Linked DNA regions of Mus musculus: regions 2 and 3 are each linked to region 1. Evidence: chromatin loops called from intact Hi-C (ENCODE). Cell type or tissue: left cerebral cortex. All regions are shown on one strand. Region 1 has its middle 36 kb from the start of Rmdn2. Region 2 overlaps Prkd3 (protein kinase D3). Region 3 holds the start of Gm41622 (a long non-coding RNA gene).

Region 1 (8,000 bases):
GATTCGTGTACACATCATACAAAGAAATTGGGAAAACTCAGAGAAATTCTGCAACAAGCCCACACGCCTTTAGAAGATAGATCCTCACACTGTCACACTTTAAGTCCATGTGACCCACTAAATGATGTTGTATTTTAGTGTCCTTTGACTGGAGGCAGTGCTCTGCTTTGTTTGACTTAATTGGGAGCAGCCTTGGGAAGCTTAATTGTTCCTATATGTTCTGAAGCAAGAAGGTGGCCATCTGCTAGGCTGAAGATGGAGCTGAAAAATAAATCTAAGATCCCAGGAGCTTGCTGCTGATTGGTCCATAAAACATGTACCTACTTGCAACTGTTAAAGAAAATGGTGAGAATCCATTTTGCTTTTGTCATAGGAACCTACTGGCTTTTCTGAGTGGAAACCCAACAGACACATCCAGTTCTTTGCTTCTTTGACAACAGGTTAAAAACAAATTCAGACCCTAGCAGCAGAAAATTTTCCTTTGAATATGTGCCTATAACAAGAGAGAACAGTTAGAATCAAACATCTAGTCAACAGAGAAAAGGAAGGTCCTAGGACTGGGAAAGAAAGCAGAAGAGAGGAAGCATCTTGCTCTGCCTCGCACAGAAAGGCATAGACCACGGAATGCTTGCTGAACTCCTTAGAGGATGCTGTGATGGAGGGAAATTCCTTCAGAATCAAACTGACTGGTTGGGGGCAGTGAGTGTGGATTCTTGTCTCTAGTCTTGTTTGTAAACTTTTTCTGTCTGCCAACACTTTCAGACAGATTATTTCTAATAAGGGTCTCATACTTGTTGGGGAAAAAACTAAAAGGGTCCCTGGAGTCTCTGGGTGGGTGATGTGGCCTGAAACCAAGTGTGCAAAATAAAAGGAGCAGGAATCAGGATTTGGGGTTATTTGCTGATGGAGCAGGATTAGGGATGAAGGGTGGAAGAAAGAAGATATGAGGTGGCAGAATGTTGGGTGCAATGGTGCAAGATCTCTCAAGACTCTATGATGTCATTACTTCTAGAGATGGTTGAAAAGTCGTAGAACCTCACAAGGTGCTTAGGTTTATCCAGCTCAAGGGAGACAAAACGGCATCTATGAGTGCAAGGATGGGTGGGATGCTGTCTCATCAGGGAGATCCCGTATCCCTGAAAGGCAAGCATGTCTCTTTGACATCTACATCCCACAGTTAATGACTTAAGGCAGTTTTGGGGAGGAGATTGTATCAGGCATCTTTTCTGTCCTTCCCTGTTCTGCTCCAAAGAACAGATTTGGACACTGTGGTCTTTGGAGGTTCCCCAGGTGGTCTGTGGTTTGGTGGCCAAATGCAATGGGTAAGTTTTGTTCAAAGAGTATTTTCTACTTGAAATTCAAATTTTCTCTCCACAAAAGAAAACAGAAATGGAGACTTGAAAGTTACAACCACAAAGATAGCCACATACTAGGCAAACACTTCAAATGGTGACTGGAGTGGAGGGGAGGGCAGTGCAAGCAGAAACTTAGAGGTGGGTGGTCCAAGGGATTCCTTTAATGTGGTTGACAGTCTGAAGCCTCTACTTGGAATGAAGTTGAGCCAGACACCGGACAATCAAAGGGCAATCAGAGATCCGACCGCTCTAAGAGTCTCCAAAACAGGTATTTGTAACTAATATTCCAACTAAGAAAAACATCTCAACACTAAACAAGCAATTTCATTACTCCCCATAACTGAGGAATGTCCTGGCTATATCATCCTTATATCCAATTTTATTTCTAGGAGTATAAATACTTGGCTTTGAAGTTTTATGCCAAGTCATAATTTAGGGAGTGATTTGGGGAAAGACTTTCCAGAAAATCTGGTCTCAGAAAAGGTCTTTTTGAAAGATCTTCATTAATCTTCATCAGAGTACATGTTTCCTAACTTTAATATATATATATATATATGTATATATATATATATATATATATATATATATATATATATATATATATAGTCAAGCCATTGGTTCAGAACAAGACAAGAGTATAAAGCATTCATTCAGATTTCAAATATGTGGTGTTAACAGTTTAATGTTTTTGCATTTGTATTCTTTATTCTTTGGCAATGACATGCCTGTATAATATAGATTCATTTCATCTTCCCAAGTCATTAAAAAAAAAGAGATAAAAAGAAAGAAAAAAAGAAAATGAGTTTAACAAGCAGGGCATGAAGGGGAAGAAGACCATCAACAAAACTACGTAAAAACACAATTCCCGACCCCTCAGAACTGAGGTGTATGAGACCAAGCAGCAACAACCGAAGAACCTGAGGGAGAAGATACAGCCCAGAAACATCTTACAAGCCACCGACTCCGTACACTACAAACAAAACACGTGCCTGAAAGGAGAGGATCGTACTCTTCATGAAGACCCAGTTAAGTGCATTGAAAAATAGCTAATAAGACTCCAATCTGGTGGGGGAAGATGGCTTCCCTATGTGGCTGTCCACTTAGACACACAGATGACAGTAGACTGAAAAACAAGGCCCCGGAATGTGGCCACATTCTAATCTCTAGAACCCATGACTGCACTGCCTAAGGGATTCAGCAAATGCAGTTAGTTAAGACTTCTGAGATGAATTATTCAGGTAGGCCTCACACGATCATTAAGAGACCTTGTAGCAGAGGTCAGAAAACTCAGACTCAGACAGGAGAGAGGACAGCAGAAAGCAGAGGGCTGAAGTGATACGGTTAGATGGTGGAGGAGCTTGAGCCAAGAGCTCAGACAGCACCTGGAAACCGATCAAGCAAGGAAATTGGTTCTCCCGAGATGCTTCTAGAGGGAGGCTATTTTTGCCAATGCCTGGATTTTAGCCCAGCACACCCACTTCAATCTTCTGACCTTATGCACTGCGAAGGTAATAAAGCTGCATTTTAAGCCATTAAGTTTGTGTGATTTGTTACAGCCGTCACAGGAAACCATTACCATAGAAACCACCTTCTCCACAGCCCCTTTCCTCTGTGTTTCTGACTAGATGGTACCAGAAGAGGAACACAGACAGGATTCAAGATAGTGGAACCAGGGTTATTGTTCTCTGAAGCTCTATGAGAAGATGAGGTCCCATCGGGGATGGCCCTACCCTCCGCACTGTGTCTAGCTTTTCTTCTACTAGTCCCAGTGATGGACAGCAACCCATGGGAAGTGCTTGCCTGTGGACCGGAGAGGCAAAACTTCCTGTGGATTCCACACATACCCCACCCGCTAGACTCACTTCGGCTGTGGTCAATGGGATTCTGAGGTACCAAAGTTTTTTCTATCCTGTCTTCTTGAGATGAATAGTCAGACTTTCTTGAAGTGGTTGTATCAAGTTTGCAATGAGTATGTTTCCGTTATTGCATAATCTCAACAACACCTGGTATACACTGATTCTTAATTGTGCCCAGTCTGTAAGCTAGGTGCTGGTATCTCCTTATGACTTTAACTTGCATTTCCCTGGTGAGTAATGAGGTTGGCGTCTTTTAATAGTTAGTGATTGTCTAGTTTTCCTTGTTTGTGAGATAACATCATTACTCACTTCCCCTTTTCCTCATTGATTCATTGTTCTTTATATATTCTGTATGTCTGTCCTTCACCAATTAAACATATTTCAAATATTCCAGTGAATGGGTTGCCTTCCCAGAATCTTTAAAGAGAATGAATGGTTCTGTGGCCTGGGGATGTAGTTAGATGCAATCAGTGGTAAAGGGCTTGCCTAGCATACACAAAGCCCTGTGTTCAGTCTCTAGTGCTGGCAGGGAGGTTCCCCAAAGTTTAATATTGTCAAATTTATCATTCTCTTTTTTAAAAGATTAGTGCTTATCACCTCTCTCTCTCTCTCTCTCTCTCTCTCTCTCTCTATCTCTATCTCTCTCTCTCTCCCACACACTCCCACCACCTCAGCCAAAAGCAACTCTCTTGATCTCTTGCTCCAGCTCCTTACTCTCTCTTGCCCCATTCCCCTCCCTGCTCTCTCCACATGCTCATGATCAGCCTCTACTCCTCTTTTCTTCTCTCTCTCTCTCTCTCTCTCTCTCTCTCTCTCTCTCTCTCTCCCTCTCTCTCTCTCTCCTATCTCTGTTTCTACTAATCTCTGAATCCCCCTCCCAATGTCCTGAACAAAGTCTATTCTATACTTTATAAAAAAAAAAATTGTTTATGGCAGCATTTTTCCTACCAGGAAAGTAGGAACAGGGGTGGAGGCAAAAGTTGGAAATTTCCCAAATGTCTATCCACAGAAGAAATAAAATATGCAGGCTTATTAGAAGAAGACAACATACCACAAACAGGTTCCATGCGTGGATGAGTCTTGCAAAGATACTCTAAGTTAAAAAAATATATATTTATCAAAATTCAGTTACTCCGAGTTAAGTAATGTGTTTTAAAATATAATAGTAGAGGTGTTCATCTTGCAAGGAGAAAGAGGGGGCTATTCTCATAAAATGTTAGGATTGGAGTTACCTTCAGAGGAGACAGGAAATGGGGTGGGGTCTCTCAATACTGCTGCTACTCTGTCATTTGACCCAAGAGGTGTTTGCTCAGCTAGTTTTTTTTTTAATTCTTTGAAATTACCATGTGCTTTCAATAACCACTAATACCTGACCTATTTTTCCAATAAAACATGTTAAGAGGTATTTATTAGTCATCTCAGTATAAAAAGGTTTTGCATTCTCTAGGGAAAGCTGTTCTCATATCATATGTTAAAAGCTCAGACTCCAGACCCCACACACCCTGGAGAATTTGAAATGTTCAGGGCAGAGCTGGAGGATCCTCTACCTTTCTCTACAGCATCTCTCTAGAGTGCTCAGCCTTCAGCAGGAATCAGTGTGGTAAAATTCATGGCGCCCACTGCCCTCTTGTGGCCAGTTTTACTACCCACAGGGAGAAGAACAAGGGAACACACATCTGTCCTGGAGCAAGTGGTCTGGCTGGTTTGGGCTGTCTCCTAGGACTTGCTTAGCTAGGCTAGATACCAAAATGTGCCACCTAGAACCCACTAAATTGTTTTTTGTCAGAGTTCCAAGCTTGTTAGCCTGGCTTCTCTTCTGGAAGCATGCTTGCTTCCTTCTGACGATGATCACATCACAGATAGTAGACCCCATCTGCTCCAACGCTCCTACTGCTTGGCTCTCCCTGCCCAGGCAGATCCCACAGTTTAGATTCTGCCTCCCCTTCTGGATCCACCGCATACTGTCTCTCCACTAGCTGCTCTCTTTTTCTACCTAAACCAATATCGATGGCCTGATCAGCCACCTGGGCTGAGGCCCTCCTCTTCTGATCCTGTCCTTTGGAACCCGTGTAGGGAGGACTGCTAATCAGATGAAACTCAAATGCTGCAGAGAGACGATGCCCTCAGATAGAGCCAGCTCTGAATCCAGGACGATGTTGGACATGCTCACTCCTTACTGTCCGCCCTTCCCTCCCATACGCACCCCATTTTATAATTTCATTTTCATTCTTTCTCCCGACCCCCTGTCAGTTTTCAGTCCTAATGAGAAGCCCAGGATAGGCAGATTCACTGAGAAAGCTCACATAGTGGATATCACGTTAAGGAAATATTCAAACCAGATCTCACGGGCAGAGTCCGCATATGTAAGGTCTCCACACATTCACCTGCCTCTGTCCACAGCCCAGAGGCCACTTGAATTCTGAACTTAAACCCCTACTGTTATACCTGGGTATTGACTTCAGGTCAACTAGTCCCTGTAGTTCCTCCCCAAGAGGCCCTTAAAAGACAGTGTAGTATAATGATTCAAATTAGTTTTGTAATGAGAATTGAATTGGAATCTATGCTTGCTGATGAAAGACTAGATGGCCGTAGGCTCCCAATCGAACTGTTTATGAATCTCAGTCTCCTCATCTGGGAAACTGGAAGACTATTTTACTCCGAGATTGCGTTAAGGTAGAGATGAAACTCATGTTTATTGTATTTCACATACATAAGAGTAACCGAGTGAATATTGTTACCGCTCATTATGAAGTCTGGACCTTGTAGACCTCAGATGACTATATCTCATGGATAAAGTCCTTTGTAGATCTATACTTGTTCCCAATACTTTTCTGAGTAGTCAGCTCCCTGGGAACTCTCTTGGGAGGGCTCAGATTTGACACTGTGCTCCAATGTGATACCACTGAATACATTCTCCTTCAAGGCTGGCACAGTTCTGCCCTTGAGGCTAGGAACTGGCCTGGAGCCTACAAAGCTCAGTGCTTCTCCTAAGTCCTTATTGATCTTCAGCCGCCTATCAACCAGTGAGCAACACTCACCCTTCCTCTGCTGGATCCTGTCCTTCCTCAACCCCATCTTACTTTCCCCTGCCAAGATCATGACTGTCAACCCATCCATTCAGGGTTGCTCAGTCTGGACCAGAGAACACTACGTCTTCAGTGCTGAGAATTGAACCTGGAGTCTCACAAACATTAGGCAAGGGCTCGAACACGGAACTCTATTCCCAGCCCTACTTTTCTAACCAGGAGTCAGAGTGAGTGTCATCTGCTTTAAGCACGGTGATTTAATACCTCCAAGAAACTGGGCAGGCTGGAGGACTGTGGAGGATGCTACCCTACAGCTCATCACTTGGCCGTCAGTATTATTTCCCAGCTAAAGACAGTTAAGAATGTATTTAAAAACAAAACAAACAAACAAACTCCGTCTCCTACCATGAAAACAAAATAGAGACACCCCAAGACCTATGCTTCTATACTCCCTACTCAGAGACTCCAGAGAGCAAACCTTACCACCTCACCCTTGGGTACCATTACTTTTCCATATTATTTAACTTCCTCAAATCCAGCTGCCCCAAAAGCTCAAAGACTCCATCTTTCATCTTGTTGCATCCCTAAATACTTGCTCTTCTTTTGTCAGGATGTCGCATGAACTCAAGTTCTAGACAGCCCTTTCAGTCACTCATCTCTGAGAACCCCATGTATGTATGGTAGACATGCCAACAACTTCTGGTTCTGAACAACTTCTGTTCTCTTGTTATTCAACCTTTTGTTGCTCTGAAGAGCCCTACATAGATGGAGAAAGAGTTCCCTTTTCCTACAAGAATGGTCAGGTTCAGAGAAACAAGCCAACAGGCATGTGCTGTAGAGCTCTGTCAACAACTCCTCTGTGCTCTGTCAGAGTCAGCAGCCTCGGCCCCTGCCCTCAACTCTGCTTTCCTGACTTAGTGATCCCTCTGCCTCACTCCTCAGTCTCTGTGGTGAGGAACTCCTGACTCATGTTGGACTGTCTAGAGTCAACAGTTATAGAGCTGCTGAAATAGCCCATTCCTCGGGATGACAACATTGAGTCAAATTCATATCCCGAACGTTTGCTAGACTAATTGGTAAGGGTTTCTTAAATCCTCTCTCTGCGCTCCAGGACAAAGAGCTGGGAGCATTGCTGAGGACGTTGTGCTTTATGTTCAATGACAAAATAAAAACTCTTATCTATTTTTGGACAGTGATAATCAGACAGCCTGAGTTCTAGGCTAAGATCTGCTTCTCCTGGCCATATGACCTTGGTAAAAATTATGTTCTGAAAGTTTCCTACCTACCAACCAAGAGGGCTGGGTTGGATGACCTGCTTTGATAGGTTAATACCCTGCTCACCAGCATGCAAGAGGGTTGGACTTAGTCATTTGGTGTCACTGTCCCTTTGAGAAGGCCTCCAGTCATTCAGATAATACCATCCTCCTTATCCATCAGTAAGCCTTACTTGTTTAATACACAAACTCCATAAATGACTTGCTTAAGGACACAAAACGAGTCATTTTCAGAGGCCTAAACAGCGACTTATGCCTCCCTGCCATTTTCCTTCCATTAAGACAGGAGGACAGAAACGATTCCTGCCATATTCCCCCTCCACTAACATTGTTTATTGTTAAAACAGTGAGCAGGTCTTATGCCTGGGCGGTTCTTGTGCCTTGTGTCCTTACCTGAGCAAACAAAATAAAAGTTTCATGCGAGCAGTATAACAGACCTCAAACTTAACCAATCAGGAACTGCCATCTAAGCTCTGCTAGGGACTTCCT
Region 2 (8,000 bases), 590 kb before region 1:
CTTCTAGAATGACAGGACCTCTGTACCCATGAACTCTCAGCCGCTATGGCAGCCCGTACAAAACCCGCACAAGATCAAGCCAGGCAACACAATCAAGCCAGCACAGAGCAGTGAAGATGGAACCTGCATCCCTAACCCAGAAGCTATGGACAGGCGACAGAGAGTTAGTGTTTTCTTTTGTTTTTTTAAAAAAGATTTATTTATTTATTTTACATATGTGAGTACACTGTAGCTGTACAGATGGTTCTGAGCCTTCATGTGGTTGTTGGGGATTGAATTTTTAGGGCCCCTGCTTGCTCTGGTCAACCCCCACTCACTCAGTCCCTGCTTGCTCCAGCCCAAAGATTTATTTATTATTATATATAAATACACTGTAGCTGACTTCAGACACACCAGAAGAGGGTGTCAGATCTCATTACGGGTGGTTGTGAGTCACCAAGTGGTTGCTGGGATTTGAACCCAGGACCTTAGGAAGAGCAGTCAGTGCTCTTTAGCCGCTGAGCCATCTCTTCAGCCAAAGAGTTACTGTTTAAGGGCATGGCTCCTAGTACGGTTGCTCATGCCTAAGGCCTCAAGGTTCCACGTCCAGGAGTGTATGAGTAGCACAAACGGACTCAAGTGATTAAAAGAAAAACTGGACCCAACGTTGGGAGTGTAGGGAGGTGGGGATGGATCTGAAAGACTGAGGGGGAGGAATGGAGCTCAGTATGATAAAAGTATTATAAACAAATGATGTTCAGGCGTTCTTCTCAAATGGATGCCTGAGCATTAAAATTACTTTAAAATGTTATTCACGGGCTGGTGAGATGGCTCAGCGGTTAAGAGCACTGGCTGCTCTTCCATAGGTCCTGAGTTCGATTCCCAGACACCACATGGTGGCTCACAACCATCTGTAAGGGAATCTGATGCGCTTACTCTGGCCTGTGGATGTATTAGCAGCAGAGCACTCATACATTAAATAAATAAAAAATTTAAAGTTATTCATTATGATTATTAGTTTATTTTAAAAATAATAATCTTAGGTGTTCAAAAAATTCAGACAACATTACACAGTGTTCCCATTCACCCAGTCTCCCCATCATTAACACTTTATAGCAGTATTATACATTTATAGCAAATGTCATACTTTGTTTAGATTTCCTTAGTTTTCATCTAATGTCCTTTCTCCTTTCCAGGACCAACCATGAATCTATACGACCTTGAGCTGCCTTTCTTAGATCCAACAGTTTCTCACACTTTGCAGTTTTGGGAGGACGTGCTCACTGGCTGTGAGTTTTATAGGATGCCTCACTAGTTGAACTTTCTGATGTTTATCTCATTTCAAGCTGGGCTTGGGGTTTTGAGGAGGTAGGCTACACAGGTAAAGTGACATCCTTACTATACTCTGTCAAGAATGAGTGTCCCCAGATTTTTATGGTCTGGGGATGAAACTTAGGTCTTCACACTCACATAGCAAGTAGTTTACTAAGCCATCACCCTACGCCCCGAATTCAAATCTTATTAACTGTAAAACCTTAACTATGGTTTTCTATTTGTAAAATAGAGCATACTTGGCAGTAACCATGAAAATTAAACCAATTACTGTAACATAAAGAACTTGGGTTTCTGATGAGTTGGATGTGCCATGAACATTAGCGTCTGTCTACTGCTCCCCATATTTCGTTATTATCAACAACAGCCGGTGAGTACCACATATTTATACTTTTACTACTTCTAGATGATATGCATGGAGATAATTTCTCAGAGTATTACCTAAGTCAAAGTATACATATATATGAAACTCTTAGATACTGACCAATTGGTCTTCACAAAGGCTATATCAGGTTATATGTCTACATGCAAAATATTAAGTTTGTGGGGAGGGGGAGAGGGTTCAGTGCTGGACCCACAGGCTGGAAGAGGACCAGAGATCAAATCCTAGAACCCATGTAAATGCAAGGTGTGTCTGACGGTCTTCTACAATTGGAAGGTGAGATGGGAAGTCCCCAGAGCAAGCTGACTAACAAGACTAGTCATATCAGTGAGCTCAGGTCTGACAGGAGAGGTTCTGCCTCGACGAAGGAAAGCACAAGACTAACTGTGGATGGCTTGGACATCAACCCCAGGTCTTTACATGCATGTGCACACATGTGTACCACATCTGCACACACTTGGGCCCACACATGCAAAAGTCATGCAAATACACACACGAACACAATACACATGAAAATGGAAAAGAAAGCTTTATCCATGGAGTCATTTCCCTTGCCCTGAATTGTATATGTCCATTACACAAGGCTGACCATCTTTCATAAGCTTAAGATATAAGAATTCATTATTTATATTTTTGCCTATTTTTAATAGTTCACTGATCCTCAAAAACTCCAAACTCAACTATTCCTCAAAATTATTTTTGCCTCTTCCAGAATGATTCTCAGTACATAGGGGCTATGGCAAAGTCATGGGCAAGCCAAGCGCAGAGGTACACACATGTAATCCCAGCTTCTAATGCTGGGGGCAGAGGATTCAAAGCTCAAGGGCACCCTTGGATAAACAGGGATTTGGAGGTTGGCCTGGACCACATGAGGAAAAAAAAAAAAGGCATGAACCAAACATTAAAAACCACAAACAAAAGCACTTTATATTTCAAAATCTATCAAAAATAACCTGCCAGTGAAATACACAGAAAGCGGAAGCATTTCAAAGATAATGGCTTGTTTTTCTAACAACAGAATAAGGAATAAAGGAAAAGGCCACTCTCCACTCAGTTGTATAATTTTAAAAGGAAAATATATTCTGGAAAAATAAATGCACACAAACTCTTGCTTCCATTTGCAAATCTGCTGTTCTCCTTCACAGGGCAGCAGAGGGACAACTGCCTCGCCATTGCTACTTTCTATGTACCCTTAAGACGTAAGATGCCCCCAAGAAATGGCCTATACACCTTCTAAACACCCCATTCTCATGGAGGAGAGCAAGGGCTCTTGGGACAAGGCTCAGGCCTCCCAGGGTCGCATCCGGGTACATGGTTAGTAGCTCTCAGTAACAAGCCCAGGCTACAGTGAGCTCAGAGCTCCCAGCTGGGTCTTTGTGCATTTCTCGTTTCCAGAACTGGGGTTTGTGAACACTTAGTAGGTACACATGGTGTGGCAGAGTGCACAGGTCAGCTCCAACATGGAACTATCTGCCCAGTTGCTGGTTAAAGCTCAGGCTGGAGAGCACTGCTGCTCTAGGATGAAAGGGTTTAGAGTGCAGGGAAGGTGGACGGGAGCTAGTAACCTCCTAAAACCGCAAAGCCTGTGTTTCCTTCCTTACCCTGCCTCAGCCCTGATTAGAGGGGGAAATGAAGGACAGCTAAGGAACGACGGTTTAAAGCAATTAAAAAAAAAAGTCTTTAATTTGGCCCGTTCCTAACAGCACTCTTTCAGTAGCTTCTCAATTTATTTTATTTTATTATTTTCTTCGGTCAATAACTCCCCTGCCTTGTGCAAAATGAAGGCTTTTCCCAGTTCTAGACCAACTGTGGCGAAACAAAAAGTTTTTATGAGAAACTTGTCTCATAAAAATCTCATGCCAACTAACTTCTGTCAGTGGAATGTCAGATAAGGTAGGAAGCTTACGAAACTTTTATTTTACTTGGCAAGACAGCATTTGCATGTTAACAAACAACATCAGAATTCAATATTATCTGAGTGAATTATTTACCTATCATTAGGCATTTTTAAAAGGTAGTATAAAAATGAGAAACCCTTGGAGTTTTAGGACACATATATTTTTGTTTTCATATAAGTGAGTGAAGTATACTAATTTTAGAGGCTGACACACGAATGCATATATGGGATACTAAATTGATTTTTAAACTTGAGACCAAGTACATCTTTACAGTACATCTTTAAGACTTATTCGGAATGACAGTAAACACATGCTAGGATGTTCTCTTTCCAGGTTTCCTCAGACTCCCGGAGAACCCAGAGCTTAGTTATTTAACTAGCACTTATTAAAAATTCTGTTGGTTATTCTGTAGAAACAAGACTAACATTCATTTAGCACCAATTCTGGAAAGCGCTCAACCATAGGGAAGAATTCCAATGATAATTTTCATTTAAAGCCAAAGTCACTAGTCTAGACGAGTCAGCGAGAACGGACTCACCAGGGACCTGAACTGATTCTTCCCCGCAGGTCTCCGCAGGTCTCCAGTTCACGTGCTCAACTTAACCCCACACGTCTGACATAAACCAGAGAAGTCTTTTTCTTTTTAAAATACACTTTCTCCGCTTGTTTTGTAAGTAGTTCTGAATTGTCTTTAACTTTAATGCTTGGACTTTCCCTCTTTTAGCTAAGATTGTAACCTGAATGTACAGCAAATTAACTTTCCCATCATCAGTTTAAGTATTTAGTAATGACTGCCCAACACTATTTAACCTAGATAATATGTGTGTATGTATCTACATGTATATGTATATACATGCACACACACACACACACACACACACACACACACATATATATATATATATATATATCTCAGAAAGATTAGAATGTCGCCAAGCCACTGCAACACAGCTGTAGTAGAGAGAATGGGGAAAGAAAACAACACAGAATGACAACTCTGTCCTAGAAAACAAAAGACACAGCTGGGGTTTTCATCCGCTATGACAGAACTGAAAATTACAACCAACTCATGTCTACAGAGACAATGGATCCATTCATTCAGACAGACCAAATCACCCCTCAAGTACACTGAATATTTGGTCTTCAGATCTAGTATTTAAATGATCAAAACTAAAGCCAAGTATTTTAAATCACCTAAAAACAGACAGAATTTCAATTTTACTAAATGCCATTATAACTCAAATGAATTGCTTTCTACCAACTTCCTTTCTCATTCCAATTACATCTAGTTTTTTCATTCAACAAACTAATAGCAAGAGTAGCTTTAGAGGGTATTTTTTAAGCCTCTTATCAATATGAAATCAAGTAAACATGGGAGCTAACATCCACTAGGTAGTCATCACATACCAGACACTGTGAATAAACTCTCCCAGTTTAAATAAACACGTCAGAACTAAAATTAAAAAAATATGTATGTATATATGGTTTTGTTGACATACGGCAACTAAATGCTGCAACTTTGATGTTCACTAAAGTTTTAAAACATCTATAGAACCAAGGATCTTTCTAAATTTAGAGTCTTTGAAGCCACAGGTATGTTTTCTGAGCATTATGGCCCAGGACTGCACTAAGAACTTTCTTTTTAATCACAACAACTCTTTATAAAGGTTTATCATAGGCTTGTAATGTGACGCTCAGCTGGTCTGGCTGACACACTTCGCCTGGCTCAGCCCCACTTCTACTGCTGCCAGACTGCATTCTAAGGTCTGACTGTCTTCCGGGTCCCACGACTTCCCTGGGGCTTCCTGCAAACACACCTTCTCTTCAGTATATACATCCCTAGAAGGTAGAAATCACACTCGTGTTCATTTTGCTTTGTAAACTATGAATCACTAGGAATCTAGGAGTTTGAGGGCAGCTCGGTGGTAGAGTACACGCTTAGCACGCACAAGGCCCTGGGTTCAATCGCCAGCGCCCCATATATACACATGTTCTTACACAGAAGAAGGAAAATGCCCACTATTTGCATGACCTTGTTTTTAGTATAAAAGCAAATAAAATGTGTTCTGTACTAAATGTTTACTGAGAGTAAGGTATTTCTGAGGAAAGACACGAAGAAGCTAGCACTGACCTCAATGTAATACGTTGGAAGACTTTCAAAGCTTAAAAAAAAAAAAGGAAGCTAAGTTTTGGCTTATGCTAACAACAACAACAAAAGAAACTCCACCTCACCCCACCCTCAGGATGTGTCATGAACCTGGATGAAATTCAAAAAGTGACCTCTTTTGGTCATATCTAAGTTTTAAACAAAACTCAACTAAAAATGATTTACTAGCTAAAGGGATTTCTTGGGAGAAAAAAAAAATCTTGCTGTTGATGCTGATATAGTCTGTCAGCGTTTAAGCAGGTTTGTGCTTAGCACAGTCTGTGAATCGCTTGTACTTCATGAGATTCAACCACACTCTTCAGTATGCCGCCAGAAACTATTCTGTCTTTACTCCAGTTGCACACACAGTTCCTAGTCTGTAGTCCTTTAAAAACTCGACCTTAACCATGTTCTGCTGTGCTTGTTTATGAATTTATTGAATCACCCTGTGAAATGTGTCATCTGCCCCAGTGTTTAGTGTGGTCAGTGTGTTTCTCCCCAACATGTGAGCCCTTTGTAGGGGGAGGGCACTGATCTTATCACACTTGCTGTGTTTTCCACGTTGCTTTTTGTCTTATTATTTTTATAGCTGACATTATGGTTTGCTGACCTAAGAGTGAGTTATCCTGGCACAGAGCACTCAGCCAGCTCCGTTTTATATTCATGCTCCTTTGACCCCAGTTTGCACATTTAACTTACTCCCTCTGGAGCTTACTGGGTAGAGGTCAGCATTAAGTCCCACCTGCACTTAAAACAGGTTTTCCAATGTCAATTTATGGGAAGACGATTCCCTTCAAAAGGTTTTCCTTTTTTCTTTTCTTCTTCTTCTTCTTCTTTTTTTTTTTTGCGTGACTCCTTTGCAGCACATACCTAAAATAAATGTCTCCCAGACTCCCTAACTCCTGCTTCAGTAGCACCAAACACCAATAGCTGCATCTCCCTTTCTATTTTTCAGATTTTTGAAATTAATGCTCTTGACGACTTTAGAACAACATCAGATAAATTTCTAACGAACAATGTCGAGGGGGGACCCAAAAAACAAAAGAAAAAACAACAAATAACACACAGGAAAAAAAATAAGATCTTTAACTTAAATAAAAATTATATACTATTTGTCCCTTTTAAAGATAAATCATTCATATTACCTTTAAAAAGACACTTTAAAATATTTTTTAACAATTTACTTTTTAATGGGCATTGATTGGTGTTTTGCCTGCATGTATTTCTGTGTGAGTGTCAGATCCCTTGGAATTGGAGTTACAGACAGTTGTGAGCTTCCATGTGGGTGCTGGGAATTGAACTGGGTCCTCTGAAAAAGCAGCCAGTGTTCTTAACCACTGAGCCATCTTTCCAGACCTAAAAATATTTTTTTTTAAAGTTTAAAATTTTATTATACTTGAGATAATTATCACTAAGTCCTATTCTTTTCTAAAAAGATTTTTAAAGATTCATTATTACTTTATTTGTTGTACGTGTGTCTGAGTGTATGTATAGTGTTTGAGTGTATGTGCAGGTATATAGTGTTTAAGTGTGTGTGAATGTATGAAGTGCTTGAATGAGTGTGTGTGTGTGTGTGTGTGTACATTATATGTGTGCTGGTCTGTGAAGAAACCAGGAGAGGGTGTCAGATTTCCCAGAGCTAGAAATATTGGGAAATAATCTCTAGTTCTTTGGGAGAGCAGCAAATACTCTCAACTGATATACCATTTCTCTATCCCCCTTTCCTCTATTATTATTTTATCTTATGTATATGGATGTTTTACTTGCATGTCTGTCTGTCTATGTTCCACATGTGTGCCTGGTGTTCTTGGAGATCAGAATAGGATATTGGATCCCCTGAGACTGGAGTTATACATGGTTGTGAGCTGCCAACCATGCATGTGAGTGTGGGAATTTAATCCGTCCTCTGGAAGAGCAGCCAGTGTTCCTAATAGCTAAGCCACCTCTCCAGCCCCATTTGACTCCTTTTGCCTTAATGGAATTATTTGTGCACTTTAGGTTGGTTTTCCCGTCCCTCTTCTAATATAATATGGCCTTCTATAATCTCACTTAATTGTTACTATCCCTTTTGGTTCTACAGGTTCTTCCTGGTAGTTTAATCATGGGAGATGTAAAGTCAACACTAGAATATCTTGATTTCACTGTATCTGATAATAGTCCTAAGTATACAGAAATTTTATAAAAAAGCATTTACTTAGCTACTGCTCAACCATAGTAATTAACTGACTAGCTAACTCAGCTGAACTCAAAATTATGAGATTCT
Region 3 (8,000 bases), 600 kb before region 1:
GGTTCTAGAACCAATACCCTGTGAATACTATAGGACGGCAGTACTTCTCCTTTCCTCTGCCTTTTCCAAGCAGTACCAAGCAACCGTGGGTAGCTGCCACCAGAGCACCATTCGTGGGGCTCGCAAAGCAATATACTTCTTTCCTGATAGGTTCCCTCTGTGGTTCAGTGTGTAAGACACACCAATGTTCTACTACCAATCTTCTCCCAAGGCCTTGCCTATGTCTATACACAGCTTCTCCTTCTCAACCTCTATACACACACTCCTCTTCTCCTCTCTCCCTTGGGTGTCTGCTGTTGTTAAGCAGGGTCTCACCGGCCTAGAACTCATGATCTTTGCTTGAGTATTGGGATTGCCTTTCTTTTTCTACTTCAAAAATCTAAGTGGTGTACAAACAGGAGAATTTTTAGAAGAGGATTACATACATTTTTACTTGGCTATCTCAATTTGTAAGGATTTTATTAAATGGACAATAGCCCAAAGCTTTGCACTGTACTAGTGTACAGGAGTCCTGAGAGCAGTGATATATAAATGACAGTGGCTTTAAAACCAACTGATGGCAAGATTACAATTTACAGATGTAAGCCATTTCAAATACTCCTAAGCACATGAATCTACTGTATTTATCCTTGGAATAAACAATACACTAGGGAAAAGTAACTAATTTAAAAATAAGAAGATCTGAATTTAACTTGAGTGTTTCTTACTATTCTGCCCTATAACTCTGGAAAGCCATTTAAGCACTCTGTCTCCAGAGTCACGTAGATAACAGATCTAGTGATCCACCTCACGTTTTGAGAACCAGTACGCTCATTCAGTCACTTATATTAACTAAATACCAAGTACTGTGCTAAGCAGAGTGAGTCACAGACTGAATTTTACAGCGAGAATTTCTCTATGTTCGTAAAGCTCTTCACACTGTCTTTTATGACCATGATGGAAGTAGCCTTGTGCGCGCAGACAAAGGCAGCCTCAGTTACACTTAAGGGTTTGCTCCCAATATGCCTGTTTTCAAGCTTAACTCCTTCCTCAGCAGAGCTTTACATCTTGGCTCTTATTTATCTACTTGTTTATGTATTTATTTTTCGAAATTTATTCCTCGTTTTCTATAATCTAGTACCCAAACACTTGGCAGAATGTTAGACTCACAAACAAGGTTTCAAAAGTGTGATGGCATTTAAAAACATAGGCTACCCTGTAGGTCTAGGTAAGTGCTACCTCAGACTCAGAGCTCTGGAGGTGGAGCAGAGCAAAGCAACTTGGCCACTACTGGCTTCAAGCACTTTCCAGTGGCAAACAGTGGCCTGTGTGAAACAGACATTCTTCAATGATGAGAAATACCTGAGAGGGAAAGACATGCTGTGAACGTGGGTGACACCACTGAGCAGGCTGTGGGTGCCGATGCAATGAAGAACAGAAAGGTGACCATTTTGCATACTGTGCTAATCTTTAGTTGAGATCTGTTTCCTCCCACCATCACTGTGCATGTCAGACTCCACACGCATCAACCTTTGAAGACAGACTGGTACCAGCAGCTCTCCAGTGCAATTCCAGTCAGCAGTCCCTCATATCCTGAGGCTTCTAGGTTCTAAGTAGCTATTAGTTTTTCCTGCTTTGCAGCCTATAGATGATTCTTTTTGGAACTTCTGAGAATCTGATCATATAAGCTGATATAATAAATTCTGTCATTTACACACACACAGACACACACAGATACACACACAGACACACACAGATACACACACAGACACACACAGACACACACAGACACACACACACACACACACACACACACACACACACACACACACACACACACACACACTGTATAGGTCTTGCTCCTCTGGAGATCCCTAACATAGTTATCTACTGAAGAGAAACATAATTGGAGTTGTGTATTAGGAAATCTGGCCTTATGATCGATTACATGTAAGATTAGGTGAAATATGGATGCTGGGTGCCAGGATAGTGAAAGGAGGCTATCACAGTGCAATCCCAAGGGACATAATACAATCTACTGCTATTGGTAAGCCTTGTCATCATTATTACATTTAATGTACCTTAAGTGTAGGAACATTACTGTGCTAGGATGTCATATACCTTGTAAAATCACTAGGAATAAATTGTAAAATGCTTTCTACGACCTGAGAATACAAACCTCTTCACTGAGAAGGGGCACACACTCAGGCTGCAGGGGTCTTGGAACTGAGAGGCCAGGTCCTGGCAGAGATACATTTGACAGACGTCTCTTTCTTACTCCACTGCAGTTATTTGGAATCTTGAAGGCACATCGTTTATGATAATTTAATCCACAGCCTAAATATATTTTAAGAGTAAAATATAAAAAATTTGAATGTAACTATTTGAAATATGACACATAAAACCCAGTACTTCTTTATTTTCACCAGCAACAATACCAACGTTAATTAATAACTAAGATCACAGGTGATGTGGAACATAACAAATTCAAGACTAGGAATAGTATGTAGAAAAGTTTATTTAGAAAAGTTAATTTAACTAGAGTAGTGAATCTTGACTTATGATAGCTAACATAACCACCTGGAAATTTATTGGAAACATAAACTATTAGGCTCGTCCCTAAATCTACAGACTCAGGAACTGTGGAGGTGGAACCCAGCAAAGCATGCTCTATAACACTTGGCAAAAGTTTAAGAGCCACTACTGGCTTCACGCACTATCGGATGGCAAACAGTGGCCTGTGTGAAACAGATGTTCTTCAATGATGAGAAAATTATATGGTCAAATTTCGGTGTTCGTAAGTATAAAATGATAACAAATAATAATATGGAGTATTAGTATTATGCAATTATAATTCACATAATCATATAACACCCAAGTTCTATGGGTGTCAAGTGTGCGCAGGTATTTGTATCTGAGCGTAGGAGACATCCACCTTGTTTTGGGGGCAGGACCTCTCACTGGGGCCTGGAACTGTAAGAGAACCCTAGGGATCCCCTTGTTTCCTAACGTCCCAATACACGTCACCACACCCAGCTTTTTACGAGGGTCCTGAGGACTGAACTCTGGCCCTCATGCTTGTGTGGTAAGCACTTTACCAACTAAGACAGCTCCCTTACTTTATAAATATGTTTTATTGCAACAGTCTGCTGCTTATTTACATATTATCTACGGTTAACTGTTGAGTTTTTAACGCTTTTTAAAAATTGTCTATATGTGAATGTTTTGTCTTCATGTATGTATATGTAGCACATACATGCCTGGTGCCTTGGGCATGAGATTGTCAGGGATTAAGAGTTACATGCAGCAAGGCACCGTGTGGAACTGGATTTTGAAACCAGGTCCTCTGAAAGAGCAGCCAGTGTTCTCAGCTGATGAGCCGCCTTTCCGGTTCCTACGGTTAGTTCTATACTCCAACAGCAGAGTTAGACACAATAGAGACCACGGCCTGCAAAGCCTTAATAAAGGATTTCCCTGCTGGTACTTTACAAAACAAGTTAATTGACCCTCCACTGCTTCTTAATCAAACTATGTCTCATGATTTGCTATGCCCTAGCAATTCTAACTTACAACTTGCCAAATTTACCACTGTACAGAAGAAGTTAAAAGTATATTAAAACTCTATAATAATAAGTGGCTAATAGTTATTAAGCCACTGTTTTGTGTCAAATATTTTATTCACGTTACCTTATTTAACCATTTATGAAATGGGTAGAGCGCTCTTCACAGAGAAAGGAGTCTCCAGAGAGGTCGATCAAGTTGCCTAAAAGAACCAGTAGGTGGAGGCAAAGGAAAGACCGGAGTCCTCATCTCCGCAACTCTAAATCCTTATTACCTAGACACCAACTATGATTTTTGTCTTTCATGATAATTCAAAAATGCGAACGTAAAATCCTCTTTCAAATTAATACACAAATTTAAAAGCACTTACCTTCACATTTTAATCCTTGACGTACCAGTCCCCAGAGCATTTCACCACAGTAATCACAAAAAGTAGGTGCTTTGTAAGAATGTACATAGAGAGCGTGAGGGCGGATCTGGAAGTCTTCCACTGTGGCCAAAGCTTTAAAAAAAATAAAAATAAAATCAAAAGTATTCAAGTATATTTAATAATTGCAAATTACTTAGGAATGGTCACCATATCCATTTATATGAAAATACAAGGTAACTTCTCTGAAAGTTTTATCTGACCACAAAATAAATTAATTTTAGCATTTAAACTGTGCTTTACAAGGTTTAATTTAAAAAAAGATTTATTTATTGTGTCACGTGTTAAGGGAGGAGCAAGTGCCCTGGCATGCGTGGAGGTCAGAGGACACCCTGTAGGCATGAGTTCTTTCCTCCTACCATGTGTGCCCCGGGATCAGAGGCCTTTTTTGCTGAGCCATCTTCTGGTCCAGTACTATGGTTTTAAAAAACAGTTCTTTTAGAAGTCCAGCAGCTTTCACTGAGTTATGTCCCAAATAAGCCAAGTTGGAAATCTGGAGGCATGGTCTCATAACAAGATGGCAAACAGCTACTTATTATATCTTCCTTAGCCCATTAAAAACTGCTTAGCTTAGGCTACATGGAGAAAGAAAACACTGAAGTAAAACGTAAAAATAAAAGTGCTATGGAACTTAACCTCATCGCCACGGTGTTTCTGCAAAAACAGACACTGCGTCCACATGAGCAGGACTTGCTTTTCTCCATGAGCCATGAAGCAGTGGGTCAGACCCTACTCTCTCACTTCACCCGAACGTCACCAGTGACGCCTGCGGTTTGATGACAGCATCCCAGCGAGAAAGAATGAATGCTTGCGGTTGTGACCAGAGAGGAGACCAGCACACGAGTCTCCTGTGAGTGGAGGGGAAGCCTGGGGGCTGTGGTGTAGAACGATCAATGCAGGGGGCCAGGGAGATGTAAGAATCAGAAACACAGATGGGAGCTGTTAGGAACAGTAAGGAGACACCATGGCCAGAAAGGATCTCAATAGGCTACAAGACTGCGGGAGGGCAGAGCGGCCAGGCGGTGGGTGTCTGTGACCGCTTGCTTCCTTTCTCTTATCAGCATTCTAATCTTGCCTGTGGCATTCCTCTGGCCCTCACACTACTCACTGACCACCCTGCCCACTTGATGTTGGGTAAGTGGAAATGGTGGGAGTTAGGGAACGGGAATGGCAAGAGGGGCAAGGCAGGAGCGGAAACGGGCAATGTCCACTGGGATCAGGAAGGGAAGAGGCAGTTTTTAAATCACACAGGGAACCAGCACTGCCACGTTCTCTTCCAAGTCTTTCATATTTCTCTCTTTATCTAGATTCTCTTTGTGGAACCTTAGTTTTCTTTTTCATGCTTTTAACAGAAATGGGAAGAGAAATAACCATAATCTTCCTTTATGATTTTGACCCACAGAAAAAGAACTTCTTTTCAGTTTAACTGGCAATCCCTCAAGCTTCAAAACACTTAAGTAATTCAGTTTGTTCTTCTACTTTCTCATAGTGCTATATCACCTTCCTGAAAGTGAAAAGCGTGCAGAAACCATGACTCCACGTTAAAGAAGCAAGCCACTACCCAGTGCCAAAGCCAAGCGCAGCGGACCACTCTGTGGGAGAAGAGACAGGGGGAAGGGGCCATTTGCTTACCTGACAGGACAACTTCTACCAGGTCCCCTTCATGTATTTCATCTGCTGAGGTAATCAGCTGCAAAATGTTTTCTGAGTTCATGTCGTGGCGAAAGAGAAGAATTTTATCATACATGCCAAAGAATCCACACTCTGGAAACTGAAGAAAAACAGTCCTGCATCAATATTCCATAGCTTTCTGCTGTTACAAATAGTCTACAAAAGAATTTTGAAGTGTCTTGACATAGTGCTAGTGACTAACAACTCTTTTAATATTTAAAAGGTGAACCTTGTACTCAAATATCCTGGTTAATTTTAAAGCTCAAAAACAGAAAAGTAAATTTGCAAATAAATAATCATTACCTTAAAACACATGTGTCTTACAAATTTCAGATTTCTAATTGCTATAAGACAACATCGTTTTCTACTGGTTCTGTTTTTATCCCGAGGAGGTAAGTAGTTGGTTCCACTCATCAGAGCTGCACTGCTCAATACATGATCAGCCACTGCTATTCTCTGGATTTGATGTGTAAAATGTTCATGTGGTAATGTCCTAGGAGGTTCTGGAGCCCTTATGTGCCATGAGTATGTGGGGTCTGGGGACAGGGAAAGTCTTAAAGGGGACTGTACACCTCTGTGTCTTCTGGACTCTTTCCTGCTCTCTGATGGAGGATGGACAGTTTTGCTCCTGCTATGGTGTGCTTTCTAATGCAATGGAATCAACCAATTGTGGGCTGGAGCCTCTAACATTGAGCCAAAATATTATTTTTCTCTATAAAACTGATTATCTTAAATATTTGCTATAGCATAGCTCTATACCATAGTTATCTGATTCTAAAACAATTAAAATTAAAAATATACTTCCTTAATCACACTACCCACGTTGCAAGTACCTGACCGCCACTGTCGCTGTAGCTACTATCCTGAATAGCACTGAAATAGACACCTACCTCATGTCAGGACTAGCTGAAGACCAAATAATTCCCTAACAGTGGTCACAGAGTCCCAAGTTCAATTCAAGCATCTAGAATTTTAGGTCCATTCACTGCAGTTACAAACACAGGGCTCAGCAGTGCTCTAAACAGAGGCTTGACGATTTTCTCACATATGCCCGAAATGTACAATTCTAACGAATCTACATTTATAATACTTAGGACATTCATATGTGGAACAAATTATGAAGATGTGTGTCCTATATTTTGAAGGAAGTAGCTTAGAGTTAAAAGTTTTTGTTTGTTTAAGAAAGGGTCTCAGCATGCAGTCTTGGATGGCTTAGAACTTGCTACAGAGGCTGGGCACCCTCTCGATTTCTGGGGTTAAAGGCATGCACAATCATTCATGATGAAATATTAGAAATTTTTAATATTTGTTTTCCAAAATAATTTCATTTTTAATCAATTAACAATATAAAAAATGTCATCTATTTTACTAATGCCTTAGAACATGCTGTTATAGGAAATTCCTTGATTCTCAGAAGACAACACCACAGCTGTCCTTTAATAAACAATATCGTATGTCACTGGCTTGCGCTCAGTGATCTGACATGAATCAGTCACAGCAAACTGTAAACATGCTCATCGCAGGGGTGTTGTAGACAACATGGCTCACGTACTTCATATGGTGGTATGACTTGGTGAGGAATAACAAGAGACACTGCCTTGGTTTCCTAGTGTAGCACTTGACCGTGTGATCTGACATGCTTTCTTACTTACTCAGCCCCCTGGGGAAAGCCGACAACTTTATAGCCCACTCTTGGCAGTCCCAGCTCCTATGGCCGACGCTTCCGACACAGTAACCGTCCGGAATTTCCTATTTATTATCTTACTATTGTACATTTTTTTCCTACTAGAAAAACCTCATACAACACTCAAAGTTTTCAAATCTTTTCTAAAAACTATTTTATAAAATTATTATTTTAAGTTGAAAACAGTAGCTTATTTAGAAAGTTAAAGGTTTATTTTTATTTTTAAAACATGGCAAATAATGGCGAAGTATAGAAATACTTAGAATTTATAATATCAACTCTACATTCAATTATCTGAGTTGTCAATAATATTTATTATAGTTCAAACTATGTTTTAATGTAAATCTAACATGGTAGTTATTTTTAATTGAAAAGACAGAAATAAAAAATTATATTTTGTTTAAATTCTAATTAAAAATTTACTAAGTTAAATGATTAAATAGGAGATTAAAACAGCTTTAAAACTTAGTTGCACAATCCCTTAATATTAAAAAAATGTCATATTTCACCTTCGTAAGAAAATAAAATCTCTAACCAATATTTGAAAGAATAAAACTGATTTTTAAAATAGCATTTCTGGCATATTTGCTAAATACAAGGCTATTTAGCAGTTGTAATGAGAAAACAATCTGTATTTTCCAAAAGCGTTCCAAAAGTTTGCAATCTAACAGGGAAAAA

Evidence for each region. A loop is a pair of places that touch in the nucleus more often than their neighbours do. Peaks named below come from ENCODE experiments on the same cell type or tissue, not always from the same donor. Only the 100,000 strongest peaks of a DNase experiment are listed, where the experiment ranks them.
Region 2: a loop joins it to region 1, with 3 times the contacts of the local background. A loop is called at or near these places in 4 of 42 quality-filtered maps.
Region 3: a loop joins it to region 1, with 2.2 times the contacts of the local background. A loop is called at or near these places in 7 of 42 quality-filtered maps.

The regions. Positions count from the first base shown.
Region 1 is chr17:79,575,636-79,583,635 of GRCm38, forward strand. It overlaps a transcript of Rmdn2 not described here. Among named protein-coding and RNA genes, the nearest start is that of Rmdn2, 36 kb to the right of the region's middle. In left cerebral cortex, CTCF peaks have their summits at 4,837 (motif pointing left) and 5,036; a DNase peak (open chromatin) is centred at 4,831.
Region 2 is chr17:78,989,244-78,997,243 of GRCm38, forward strand. The region is part of intron 2 of Prkd3 (protein kinase D3); the gene reads right to left. It overlaps Gm41622 (a long non-coding RNA gene), which reads left to right. Exons shown (of 6, transcript XR_003952325.1): 4 at 1,176-1,268; 5 at 1,544-1,681. Among named protein-coding and RNA genes, the nearest start is that of Gm41622, 9.3 kb to the left of the region's middle. In left cerebral cortex, no CTCF peak of the experiment used is centred here; a DNase peak (open chromatin) is centred at 4,642; H3K27ac peaks cover 2,702 bases.
Region 3 is chr17:78,979,616-78,987,615 of GRCm38, forward strand. It overlaps Prkd3 (protein kinase D3), which reads right to left. Exons shown (of 19, transcript NM_001171004.1): 3 at 5,600-5,738; 4 at 3,911-4,042; 5 at 2,159-2,316. Gm41622 (a long non-coding RNA gene) reads left to right here and starts at 4,293. Exons shown (of 6, transcript XR_003952325.1): 1 at 4,293-4,817; 2 at 5,029-5,101; 3 at 5,457-6,030. In left cerebral cortex, a CTCF peak has its summit at 3,748 (motif pointing right); no DNase peak of the experiment used is centred here.